Regions from separate parts of the Homo sapiens genome. Here regions 2 and 3 are each linked to region 1. A link is a contact called in ENCODE Hi-C or POLR2A ChIA-PET data. All regions are on one chromosome and are shown on one strand. Each heading gives the region's core, a stretch centred on a gene start or an enhancer-like site at or near the end of the contact. The rest is flanking DNA. Distances are from core to core; before and after follow the strand shown.

Evidence for each region. Hi-C counts contacts between places; a loop is a spot of excess contacts on that map. ChIA-PET counts read pairs that join two places held with the same protein, here RNA polymerase II (POLR2A). Pooled maps may share reads with other maps.
Region 2: a loop to region 1 is called in a pooled map, with 37 times the contacts of the local background. The contact joins the promoter of MAML3 here to the promoter of OTUD4 in region 1. A Hi-C loop is called at or near these places in 6 of 50 pooled maps.
Region 3: a loop to region 1 is called in a map of naive thymus-derived CD4-positive, alpha-beta T cell, with 19 times the contacts of the local background. The contact joins the promoter of LRBA here to the promoter of OTUD4 in region 1. A Hi-C loop is called at or near these places in 2 of 168 maps with a recorded cell type or tissue (both naive thymus-derived CD4-positive, alpha-beta T cell) and 8 of 50 pooled maps. POLR2A ChIA-PET finds 5 or more read pairs at or near these places in 1 of 52 experiments (activated CD4-positive, alpha-beta T cell).

The regions. Positions count from the first base shown.
Region 1 is chr4:145,177,976-145,181,891 of GRCh38, forward strand. OTUD4 (OTU deubiquitinase 4) reads right to left here and starts at 2,614. Exons shown (of 21, transcript NM_001366057.1): 1 at 1,840-2,614. The coding sequence starts at 1,998. RefSeq lists enhancers at 41-290, 1,716-2,545, 2,546-3,375 and silencers at 1,721-2,180, 2,301-2,530, 2,621-3,020.
Region 2 is chr4:140,152,506-140,156,113 of GRCh38, forward strand. MAML3 (mastermind like transcriptional coactivator 3) reads right to left here and starts at 1,679. Exons shown (of 5, transcript NM_018717.5): 1 at 355-1,679. The coding sequence starts at 822.
Region 3 is chr4:151,012,869-151,016,893 of GRCh38, forward strand. It overlaps LRBA (LPS responsive beige-like anchor protein), which reads right to left and starts at 2,416. Exons shown (of 57, transcript NM_001364905.1): 1 at 2,334-2,416; 2 at 1,559-1,993. The coding sequence starts at 1,774. RefSeq lists enhancers at 1,846-2,025, 2,206-2,335, 2,687-3,284 and a silencer at 2,836-2,985.

The DNA.
Region 1 (3,916 bases), core at 1,364-3,863:
CTATAACTGTAGCCTACTGAATAACTGAACTTCCCCCAAAGTTCAAGGTCTTCAGCTAAGCTCATCAGACTAAAACTGAGTCACATAACTGGGAAGGGTAGTCCCTTATGCCTAACCTAAACCCCATTACAAAATACAATAAAATGTGTTACCTGATGTAACAAAGAGTTCTTAGTGTAAACTAGCTCTTGCCCCTTTTCTACTTAAAAACAGAGATCCCACTATAATAAAAGAGGCTTCTGTATAATCAAGGCCACCGAGTATCTATGGTATGCACTACGGAAATCAGGCACACCCTTCTGCTTCAATATAAACTAGGACTCAAGATAACTCAAATCCAAGTAAGCGCCAAGCTTCCCTTACCGCCATTTATTTCTACCTCCTTGCTTACCAAACTCTTGCTAGGTCTAACAGTACGTTATAAATACGGGCTGAATTCACTTCCACCTCTTCCCTAGGCTTCTGGAGGTGCTGAGGAGTCCAAGGAAGCAGGACAGACAGAGATTCAGAAAATTCACAAATGGGGCAGACTATTTACCTACTAACAATAAGGACCGGAGGCAGTGGGTGGCTGTGAACATACCCCACAGCAACACTGAAAATGAGAAACGGACAGAGCCTGGTTTGGGGAGCTTTTGGAAGAATTTTTCAATGACAATGTCCGCAACATAAAGCAACGGTTTGTGTCCGTTAAATCAATTTCTTGTTTTAAAGAAAGATTTTACGCTACCTATGGTAAATAAATGGCTTGCCTTTCAATGTTTAAAAATGAGAACAGACTGGCCTCCACATGTTAAGTAAAACATTTACTCACAAATAGAAATTTTAAAAGTTATTTAGCATTCAAAAAAGGTGAGGGAAAAGAAAACAGAAACATCATAAAAACCCCACAGGCGGGTAGGGAGGGGTGTGCAATGGGGTGTGGGGAGCAGGTCCTAGGTCAAAGGAAAGCACATGTGAATCGTCTGAAAGACACACCAGAGCAGAAACTTTTATCCAGCTACTTCGGCAGCTATTTTTCAATATAGGATGGGTTTTGGTGACTGCACACCTACAACACACAGTGTTATATAACATGGAATAAGCTCGCTCAAAAAAAAAAATTCAGAAAAATCTTCCTGAGCAACTGTGTTAGAAAATGGTTTTGAAAAGCTCCAGTTACACGTACCCTTTCTACTACCAACATCAAAACAGGCTTTTTTAAAAAAGTCAGTTCTGTTTAGTATACCTACACAGCCCAGCAGAGCATAATAAAGGGTGGAACCTACTCAAGACAAATCCTTCAAAATATTCTATATTTGTAAAAGGCTGGTTTTCTCAAACGGCAGTTTGCCCATTTGATTCAAGTGACATGGGCGAGCTTGCCTACCCTACATTCCAAAGTCCAGCAGCAAACCAAAATATGTTCCACAAGTAAAGTTTGATCCACCACTTCTAGTAAACACTTGGTTTACTGGAGTGGGGTGAGCGTGGTGCTTCTCAAACGAAGGGAAGGAAGGTGAATGCGGAACAAAAGTAAAAAATATCATGTCGCCAGGTCCCCAGCAATAAATCAACTGTACAAGCTCCGAGCAGGCCTCACAAGTTGTCCTCAACTCATTACCTCTTCATCAGGAGAGAGACACCCCGTTAATTTGCGGGCTTTCGAGTTTCAATTTGCACCTTTCAGACGCAAAGCAGCGTCCCACTCCGGCGTTACAATGGGGCGCTGTGACGACAGCCAGGGCACGCGCAGCCCCGGCCGTGGGCGGCCCGGACAGCCCGCAGCTGCCTCCCCACCCAGACCCGCCGGGCCGTCCCCGCCTCCCCTCGAAGCCCTCCCCGCCCCCCCGCAATTACCTGCTCCGCCACGGCCCGGAACAGGCACGACCCGTCCTTGGCGACCAGTTTCCGATACAAGCCCAGTTTCCGCAGATAGGCGTCCATGGGCGTCGCGTCCTCGCGGGGCCCCGCGCCGCCCTGGTCCCCGCCGTCGGGGACGCCGACGGCAGCCTCCATGTTGCTGGTCCTGCTGCAGGCCAGGCGCGGCGAGGGCTAGCCCCACATGGCCAGGCCGCCGGCTGCTCGACGCCCCGGCCTGGGGCAGGCGGCGGCTCGGGCTGGGGCTCGGGCTCCGCGAGCGGCGGCAGGCGGCGGCGGCCCGAGGCAGCGGTCCGCGCTCTCCGGGCGCATAGGGAAGCCCTGCCTAATGCATGGCTGTCCGCACGCGGCCGCCTCCTCGGAGCGAACACGCGCCCACGACAAACGGGGGGAGCGGGATTAAGGAAAACCCCGAGAGTGAGTAGTCACTTCCCGACGGCCTCGCTGCCTGACTCAGGACCCAGGCCGGGGGTCGCCGCCCCCACAAGTTTCCTCCTCCGTACCGGTGTGAAGCGAGAAAACCCCCGCCCCTGGCGCGCACGCTGGGCCGGCTCAGGTGAAGCGGGGCCTGCGCCCCCGCGCACTCCCCACGCCGGGAGCCGAGGAAACCAAAAAGAAAGACGCGGCCTTTCGTTTCCCCACCTCGCTGGAGGGCGCCGGAGGGGCAGGGAGCGGGTGGGGGCGCCCGGGAGAGAACAGCACCTCGCAGCCCAGAATTTGTTTTCGCTTTCGGCCCGACAGCGGAGAGGACGGCGGGAGATGTAGTCTTGGCAGCCGCAGGAAGTCGGCTTGCGGCGGGCGGGGACGCGCTGGCCGGCCTACCCGGGGGAGGTGCCCGGGAGGCGCGCGGACTACAAGTCCCTACAGCGCGGGCGCGCCGCCGCCACCGCCACCGCCCCAAGCCGGCTTCGCGCTGCACTGGCGCCGCGTCCGCGAGCAGGCCGAGGGGCTCCGCCGGCCGATGTGGGGCGACCTGCGCGCGCCACCCGCCAACCCTGCCGCTGCGCCGCGGGAATCGCGCGCGCCGGGCTGGCGTGGAGTTGCCAGGGACACGGCGGCGCAGTGTCGGCCCTTTGTGTATTTCTTTCCAGAGGGCGCACCTGTCTGCTCCCTTCCCCCCGGCCTGCTCTCCTGGTGTTTCCATGGAGGTGGCTTTAACGGCTTAAGCAGAAAATAGAGCTAATTGGCTGAGGCTCCGGGAACTGGCACGGTGCGGGACGACACACTCTGTCCATAAATCAACCGTGGACTGCTGATTGCTATTAGTAGTACAGCTCACGTACTACGGCAAGATGAAGGCTTTGCCAAAGACATTTTTGTTCACCCTGTCACTGTAGCTGAGCACCCCATCACAGAGACATGTCACTGTCGGAAGACGTTAGGGTTTTTTTTTCCCCCTTAAAAAATTCATCTTGTAAATTGCTTGATAACATGCTGACTGGACTGGCCATGGCTTCCACCAGTGCTCGAGGCTTCAGCTCAACTTCCCACCCTCCGACGTTGAATGGCAGGGAATTGACAAAGTTAAATTATGCTTTAGAACCCAGAATTTATCCAGCATGCTTCTGTTGCACCAAAATTTTATTTTGCTAAGATACAACATCTGGTGTCCTTATTTAAATACATGGTTAATCATAGGAACTAATTCAGTCTTTTAGGCTATGGTGGAGGAGAGGGAGAAGAAAAGGGAGCATTACTATAGGTTTAGACATGTAGTCAAATACCTTGGAATGGGGGGCAAGGCAGGCCAGGTGGTGAGAGTCCAACGACAAAAATTTTTTAAAAACTACGTTAGACACTTTTCAGTATTTTCAGTGCAAGCAATCAGTCATGTATTCACTTTCCTTGGAGCGTCTTTGATTTCTTAATGTTTAAATATTGTATCTCAAATTATGCTGCTTTTAGAGAATACAAACGTTATCGTTACCTAAATGAAAAAATGTCCCTGCCTCAAATTTACTTGTTGTAGCGAAGAAACACTTTGAAATCAGGTTTAGAAAAGTATAGTTTCAGCTGGGCGTGGTGGCTCACGCCTGTAATCCCAGCACTTTGGGAG
Region 2 (3,608 bases), core at 429-2,928, 5.0 Mb before region 1:
TTTCAACTCAGGGGTTCACTCTTTCAAATCGGTATCTTAAGAAAGGGAAGGGGGGAAACTTTTCCAGCACCTCACTCCGACGCTCCTCTAGGCTCCCTCCGCCCCTCGCAGTCGTGACTGGCTTCTCCCCTCTCGCCCCCTCCTCCCCAAATCTGACAACCCTGACAGATTAACAGGTAGCGACGACGGCAGCTTTTTCCCTAAGAAAAGTTGACGTTAACCCTTAGGCTTCAGCCCACCTCACCCACCGTGCAAATCAGACCCTTGTACCCCCATGTAAGAAGCTCCACGCGCCCCCCACCACCACCACCACCCCCAACGCGCGCCGCAAGCCCGCTGCCCGTGCGCCCTCACCATGATCAGCGTGTGGTTCCTCTGCTCCGCCGAGGCAGCCTCCGCATCTTGCTGGGGTTTGCTCGGGTGCTGCTGTTTGCCGGTGCCGGCGCCCGATTTCTTGGCCCTCTGCTCCAGGGTCCGCTGGTAGAGGCTCACGGTGTCCCGGCGCTCCAGCTCCAGCTGCTCCACCTGAGCCTGCTGGTACCTGTTCTCGCAGTTGACGTGGTGCCGACGGCAGCCCTCGATGCGCTGGCGGAGCCGCTCCACCACGGTGCTGTGCTTGGGAACGGCCGCCGAACCGCCGCCGGGGCCCCCGGAGCCGCCGCATCCACCGGCTGCCGGGTGATTGCTACTCGGAGCAGCGGGAGTACTATTGGGAGTATTATTCACACCGATCCCGGCCCCGCCGAGGCTGCTGTTCAGGCTACTGTTGATGCAAATACTACTGCCATTCGCGGCAGCAGCGGGGGCTGCGAAATCCCCCATCCTGCTCCCCGGGCACACTATTTTGGAAGAACTTTTTTTATCCACCCCCCTATCAGCCTCCTCCTTGGGTCCAAGGATTAAAATAGTTTAAGTGGAACGCGGGGGAGACGCAAGCACATGGATGGAAACGGCGATCCCGACGGGGCGAAAAAAACGGGGGGGGAGATTTTGGGGTGGTTTTTGTTTCCTTTTTTTAAACTGTAAAAGCTCAAGGGGAAGAAAAGGGGGGAACGTTATCGGAATACCATCAGACACCTATCAACAAAAAGAATCACAACAAACTGAGCCAGCAGCAAATCGGGTTGCAACTCAAGGGGAGATCCGCTCCTTGCTTGCCTTCTTTTTATAATCCATTATTTTCTAATAAATTCCAGGAGATTTCCGGTGGTTGGCAAGCATTTTCTCCCTACATACCGAAAAACACACCCCATGTACACACACAAGCATATGCCTCCAGTGCGGACACGCGCGACACACACTCACTCCACACCGCATCGGAAAACGGCAAGCTTGCTTATTGCATTTTCCTTCCACAAAAAAGTTTTGGTGTTTATGCCGCCCCGTGTTCTCAAAGTACTTTGGCTGCTCAGTTGCATTTCACAGGAACCTAGATATCGAATCCTCGGGCTGGGGGAAGTAAACACATGGACAGTCCGAGGCGACTGCAAAAGTAGATCGGTGAAGTCCTTTGCAAAACGCCGCGCAGAGAGCAGCACCTAACGCTCGGCTGGGCTGCCGCTGCCGCCGCTGCTCCTGCCACCATCACAATGATCAACTGCTCGCCGCCGCCGCCGCCGCCGCCTCCTCCTCCTCCTCTCGCTCCTCCACCTCCTCCTCCTCCTCCATGCCAGCGGAGTGATATCAGGACGCGCGAGCTCAGTAAACACGGCAGCGGCGGCGGCTGGAGGCCGTGAGACAGGCCCGCGGACACGGCGCAAAACCCGGCCCGGACTCTCACCCGGCAGGAGCGGGCGCGGCACGCACCAGCACCCGGCTCCCGTCTCCGTCGCCTCGGCGCCCGGCGCCCCTCCTACGCCCCCAACCACACTACCGCCCCGCCGAGAAGCCCAGAGCCGTCGGCGACGGAGAGAAGAAAGATTCTGGGGGGATCTCAGAAATAAATCAACTTTTGACCTGTGTGTGTGCGTGAGAGCGTGTGTGAGTGTGTGTGTCTGTGTATGCGCGCGCGCGTGCGCGGGGACGCGCCTGGTAGGGTTTCCTTATTCCAAGGAAAGTATCAAGCGATCCCAAGTTGTTGTTATACATTTATGCATTATATTGCAGAACTGTGCATGACCAGGCAGAAACATTGAAGCTTTACAGCAGTTGTCTGTCATCCCTATCCATGTGGAAAGAAAAAGGCAAATGAGTGACTTGTTTTTAAAACCCAGGTAATAAGTCTGCGCTAGTAACAGCGCTACTTACGGACACTTGTTCCAAGTCTAGGCCAGACTGAACACACAAATACCAAATTCTAAATAAATAGAAATAGGCATCAAAAATGTGTAATATTTAACTCACTGTACATAATGATTGTTGTTACTAAGTCAATTATTGTTTTACTTACCCTTGGAAAAAAATAAAGCAAGCAGGGACTTGGAGGTGAGACTAACAGTACATTTAAACAGACTGTTTTGAACACTAGGTGCTAATGACAGCAGTAATTAAGGTCCTTCGTAAATCAAGTGGAAAGATTGCAGATTTCATAGACTAGAACTATAGAAAAAACACAGCATTTCACAGTTTGTCATGACCAAAACAAAAACAAGCAAAAATAACAGGCCTACTTTATTGCTGGATATATTTCTTTCCATTTCAATGAATTCACAATAAGTACAATTAAAATGGACTAGCAACTGCAGAAATCAATCTAAACTTTCCATTTTATTAAAGCACATTATCTTTCCCGATATTATCTAAAAACAAAAATAACAACTAAGGATCAAATATTCTTGAATATGGACTTAAACCATTGCATATACATATTTTTAAAAATTAAGATGGAGAAATTATTATTTCTCTAATAATCAGTAAACTATAAATCTTGATTGTGAGATGTTAATTATAAGTCATTTTGTATTATTTCAATAAATCTTAAGAATTAGTTTTTAGGGTAAAAATACACCCCAGTTTTCTAAAATAGCCAGGAATAAAAGAACTTTGGATCTTATGCATTAGTCATGAGATCTGATTTAAACCATCTTCATTTCTTGGCATTGCAGATTAGCACAGGATGCTATTTCTAACCTCATAATGTCAGCGATAAGAAGCTATATTTTTCTTCAATTAATCAGTTCTATATAGTGAACGATATTTTTAATATTCACTGGATATATGGCAAAATGGGCAGCAAAATATTTAATACGGTGTGAGGCTACTTCTAAGCAGTAAAACCAACTTAAGAGAGTGTATATTTCATTGAAGTTGCCACACTTTTTCTGAAGGCTATTTAGTTAATATACAAATTTCTGTATCAAACTGCCCTTCTTCAAGTCTCAGTCAGAAAATTTAACTGGACTACGTCTGTAGCAAAAGAGCCCGTTCAGATTCTGAAAATATGTAGAGAATTTTAAGAAATTAGAAAAAGAGGTAGCAAAGTGGCCTTTATCTTTTTCACATATTCACTAAATAATATCTCTATTAACTCAGGAAACACATGGCTTCGCCACAGAGGGGAAGCTATGACTCTGCATTCGCTTTGCTCTCTCTTCACCGTAGTTTAATTCTTTTTTTTTTTTTTTTTTTTGAGACAGAGTCTTGCTCTGTTGCCTAGGCTGGAGTGCAGT
Region 3 (4,025 bases), core at 1,166-3,665, 5.8 Mb after region 1:
GGCACGATCTCGGCTCACAGCAACCTCCACCTCCTGGGTACAAGCAAGCGCATCCAGCTAATTTTTTTGTATTTTTAGTAGAGATGGGGTTTCACCATGTTGACTAGGCCAGTCTCAAACTCCTAACCTCAAGTGATGTGCCCGCCTCGGCTTCCTGAGGTGCTGGGATTACAGGCGTGAGTCACCACGCCCGGCCAGAATTCCATCTAGCTACTTTCTTATTCTAGAAGTTGTACTGCAGGTGACCAGACCATTAGAGAAGGTCTAGTGAAAGAAATAATTAACTGCCCCAGAATAAAACAAGCCTAACCTTGAAAAGAGGCAAAGGGAAAGGTGCTAAACAGTTATTACAATTAACTGCATGTTTATATTTGGTCCTGTTATCCTCTAACACAGGTGGGTAGGTAGAAAAGGGGGAAGTATTTTAGGGCCAGATTTCCTTTTGATTCTTTAAGTTGATGGGCAAGAGAGGCTGGAATAAAGAAATCTAAAAAGTCTCCATTATAAATGATAACCAAGCCAGGCACAATGGCGCATGCCAGTAGTTCCAGCTACTTAGGAGACAAGAGGGGAGAATCGCCTGAACCCAGGAATTCAAAACTAGCCTAGGCAACAGAGTGAGACCTCATCTCTAAATAAATAAGTTAATGAATTAATTAAAGGTAGAATTGTATAATATATGAATTATACCTCAATTTAAAAACAATTTAAGCCCTATACAGTGATGCATGCCTATAGCCACAACTACTCATAAGACTGAAGCAGGAGGATAGCTTGAACTTAGGAGTTTGAGAACAGCCTGGGCAACATAGAGAGGCCTCATCCCCCTCCCACCCCCACCCGAAAAAAAGCATTCATAGCTCATCTTAGTATAATCAGCAACTTCCAATGACTAACTATGCTTTCCTGCTAGACATGAATTTATAAAACACATAAAAATTATACTGTATCTGCTTCAATTCCTTTTTTCATATTGCCATTCAATTTTCACAAGATTACTTTAAATGCAATCCTAAATTCATCACCAATTTAACTTTTGTTAGTTATGTCTAAAAATAAAACTAGTCAAAATTAAAAATACTAACTTTGCAGCAAATTAATCTTGCATCAGCACTACAAACAAATTTTTAAACTTATTGTAGCAAAACATAACTTCGACAGAATCAAAGACATTAATTCTCAAGTCCAAAAAAAGGTCACAAGAAATTATTTAAAGTGGTAAAGGGAAACGCAGACTTAGGCATACAAGCCAAGAAAAAAAAAATTAGAGATAACTCCTCCGCTAGAACCTCCCCCCAATACTTCCATAGCAACAATTATTTCCTTAGCACAAAAGTGATGTGTTCACTTTCACAAAACCTGGATCATCTAAGTTTGCACAATTCCCTTCAATCTAAAAAACAGATGAAATTGTTTCATTTAGGTGAGTAGAATTTTGTGTCCCTATACACGAAAAAAGTCACCATCAGTGTGAGTAAACCACATGGCTCCAGCTTTAAGATCTTGTTCCCCAACCCACTGAAAAGAGTATATGCTTATAAAATATTCATGGACTTACCAGGTTAAAGACAGTTTCTACAATATCCCTATTGGATACTTCTCCAACTTCAACCAAACCGGTCAACACGGCAAATTTCATTCTGATGCCCCTGATGGGGAGCCCTGGTTTCAGAGACAATGCACCCCCTTCAGTAGGGGTTTCTTCTCTCCCTCCACCTCCCCCGTCATCACCTGTTGGTGGCGGGGAAGGGACACGATTGTCTTCGCTAGCCATTGCTAGCTCACGATAAAGGACAACTCAGAGTCACCCTGGGACGGCAGTCGCTGCACTGGTAATGAGCACAACACACGCAATGCAAAACGAAAGGGTCCCTCTTCCAACTTGTGGAGATACCCCAAAGCAGTTGATGTGGAAAGTCCTTGGCGTCGCCCTCCTCCTCTTGGAGAATATTTGTCCAATCTCTCTCCCCGAGGCTGACAACAACGCCAAACCCTATTGGAAGATTAAATATATGTTAAATAGGCTAGGTTTTGTTTTAGGGTTTTGAGGGGACAAGAGGGAAATAGTTATTGTCGGTCAAGTAAGTTACTAAAGGCACCCCACTACTAGCCACCCGCTTCTCCCGGGCTCAAAAAGCTGGGTTCTGGGTGAAGGCAGGTCCAAGAGGCCCCCGAACAGGCTCACTCCTCCCCCACTCTCGTGCAGGTTCTAGGCGCAGGGTAACCTCTCCTCACAGGTGCACTAGAAAGAGAAACTGTCGCGGGGAAAGGAGGGATCGGAGGAAAGAAGGGGGGCCCACAAGCTATCACAGAGGTAGAAAGTTCTTCCTCACCCAGATACTCCGGACTCGTCCTCACCCCCCGCCCAGGAGCAGCGAGACCGAGGTGGCGGCGGAGATCCAGGGCAGGAAAAGGCGGGGGAAGGGGGCGGTGATTATTCTAAATGCTCGGCCCAGTGGGAGGAGTGAAGCACCTCTCTCAGGCACCTGAGATTCGACGGGAAGGGGTGGGGAGGTGTGTGTGGTGGCAGGAAGGGAGGGGAGCGGCCAGAGAAACCCAGCGGCCACCGCAGGGAGAGAAGGGAGGACAGAGAGGTCAGTGCACCTGGTCGCAGCCTCCAAGTTTCCCTAGTCCGCTCCCCGGGAGTCCGCGGCTGCACAGAACTCCATGGCTTCCTGGCCCGCCCCGCCCCTGCGCTCAGCCTTTGCAAAAGCAGCCGCTGCTGGCGCTACGGGCGCCGCGGCTGAGGCTGCTGCGAGTGGTGAGGATGCTACTGCCACAGCTCGCCCCGCCACGGGTCGCGCGGCTGTCGTGTGCCCACTGAAGCTGCTCCCGGCCGCCATGACAGCGCCGAGTGCTGCCGGGCGCGGCGTGCGCGTGCGCGAGCGCGAGTGCGCGGGGCGGGAGGGCGCGAAGGCGGAGGCAGCCGCGCGGCGGGGGCGCGGTGACGACGCGCGGACAGCCAAGGGGGCCCCGAGCCAGCCGGAGTGCTGGGCTGGGGCTTCCGGCTGCACTAGGCGCGCTGCTCTGGTAGCACCAGGTGTGTACCCGGCCCGGCGAGGAGAGACCCTTCCGTCCGAGGGCCTACACTTTCCCCTCTCCCACTCTCGGACCTCGGGAGGTGCTTCTGCCAAGTCCTGAGGCGGGGATTTTGGCGCTCCTGCTGTTGTTAAGTTACCGTAGGGTCTCTTGGCGCGGAGGGAACACGCGCTGCGTTGCCTAGGTGTCTCATTGGACTTGGAGAAGAACACCTGAGGCACCTCTACGAGCCAGAGAGGTGACGGCGCTGGAGCCAGTGAGGCTGCTGTCCCTGCCCAATGGGAGCGAGGAGTCCCCACCCCTGGCTGCTTTCAGCTGTTGCCCGCCCGCCGCTCTCGGCGGAGACTTGGAGATTTCCACTGGGATACCTCGGCAGCTGCCGCCATTCGGGAGGGGAGGGGAGGGGACCGAGTCGACGAGGAATGGGAAAGATTCCTTGCTTTGCAGCTGCCGCGCCACGAAACCTCTCCCACATTCATTCTAGGCAGAGGATTCCTGAGACAGCTGCTATAAACAGCGTGGAGACAGGGTTCCTTGTGCCTGTAGACCTCCGAAGGGTTTTTTCCTCTCGTGATTTTCCAATGTGAAGATTAGGCTCGCGTCATTCTCAGAGTAGATCAAAAGATAAATTATATTAGGTAGTACAGATAGGTCCTCATACTCAGTGTCCCTTCTTTCCACCCGCTATTAACAGTAAACCATTCTTCCTAGTGAGTGAAAAATAAATTTAGAGGAAGGTGGTTTTTCACCCACGTGTATCCTTTGAGGTCAAAGGGCCTTTTTAAAAATACGCCTAGCTCCTAAAATGAAAGTGAAGCAAAAAGTGGGATTAAACAAAGGAAGAATTCTAGAGAACTTAGGAAAAAATTATAGTGGTTTGAGAAATAGTTTCCTGAAGAAAAAGTTATTTGAGATGGCCTTGAGAAGTGGACAGAAGCCGGGCGCGGTGGCTCACGCCTGTAATCCCAGCACTTTGGGAGGCCCAA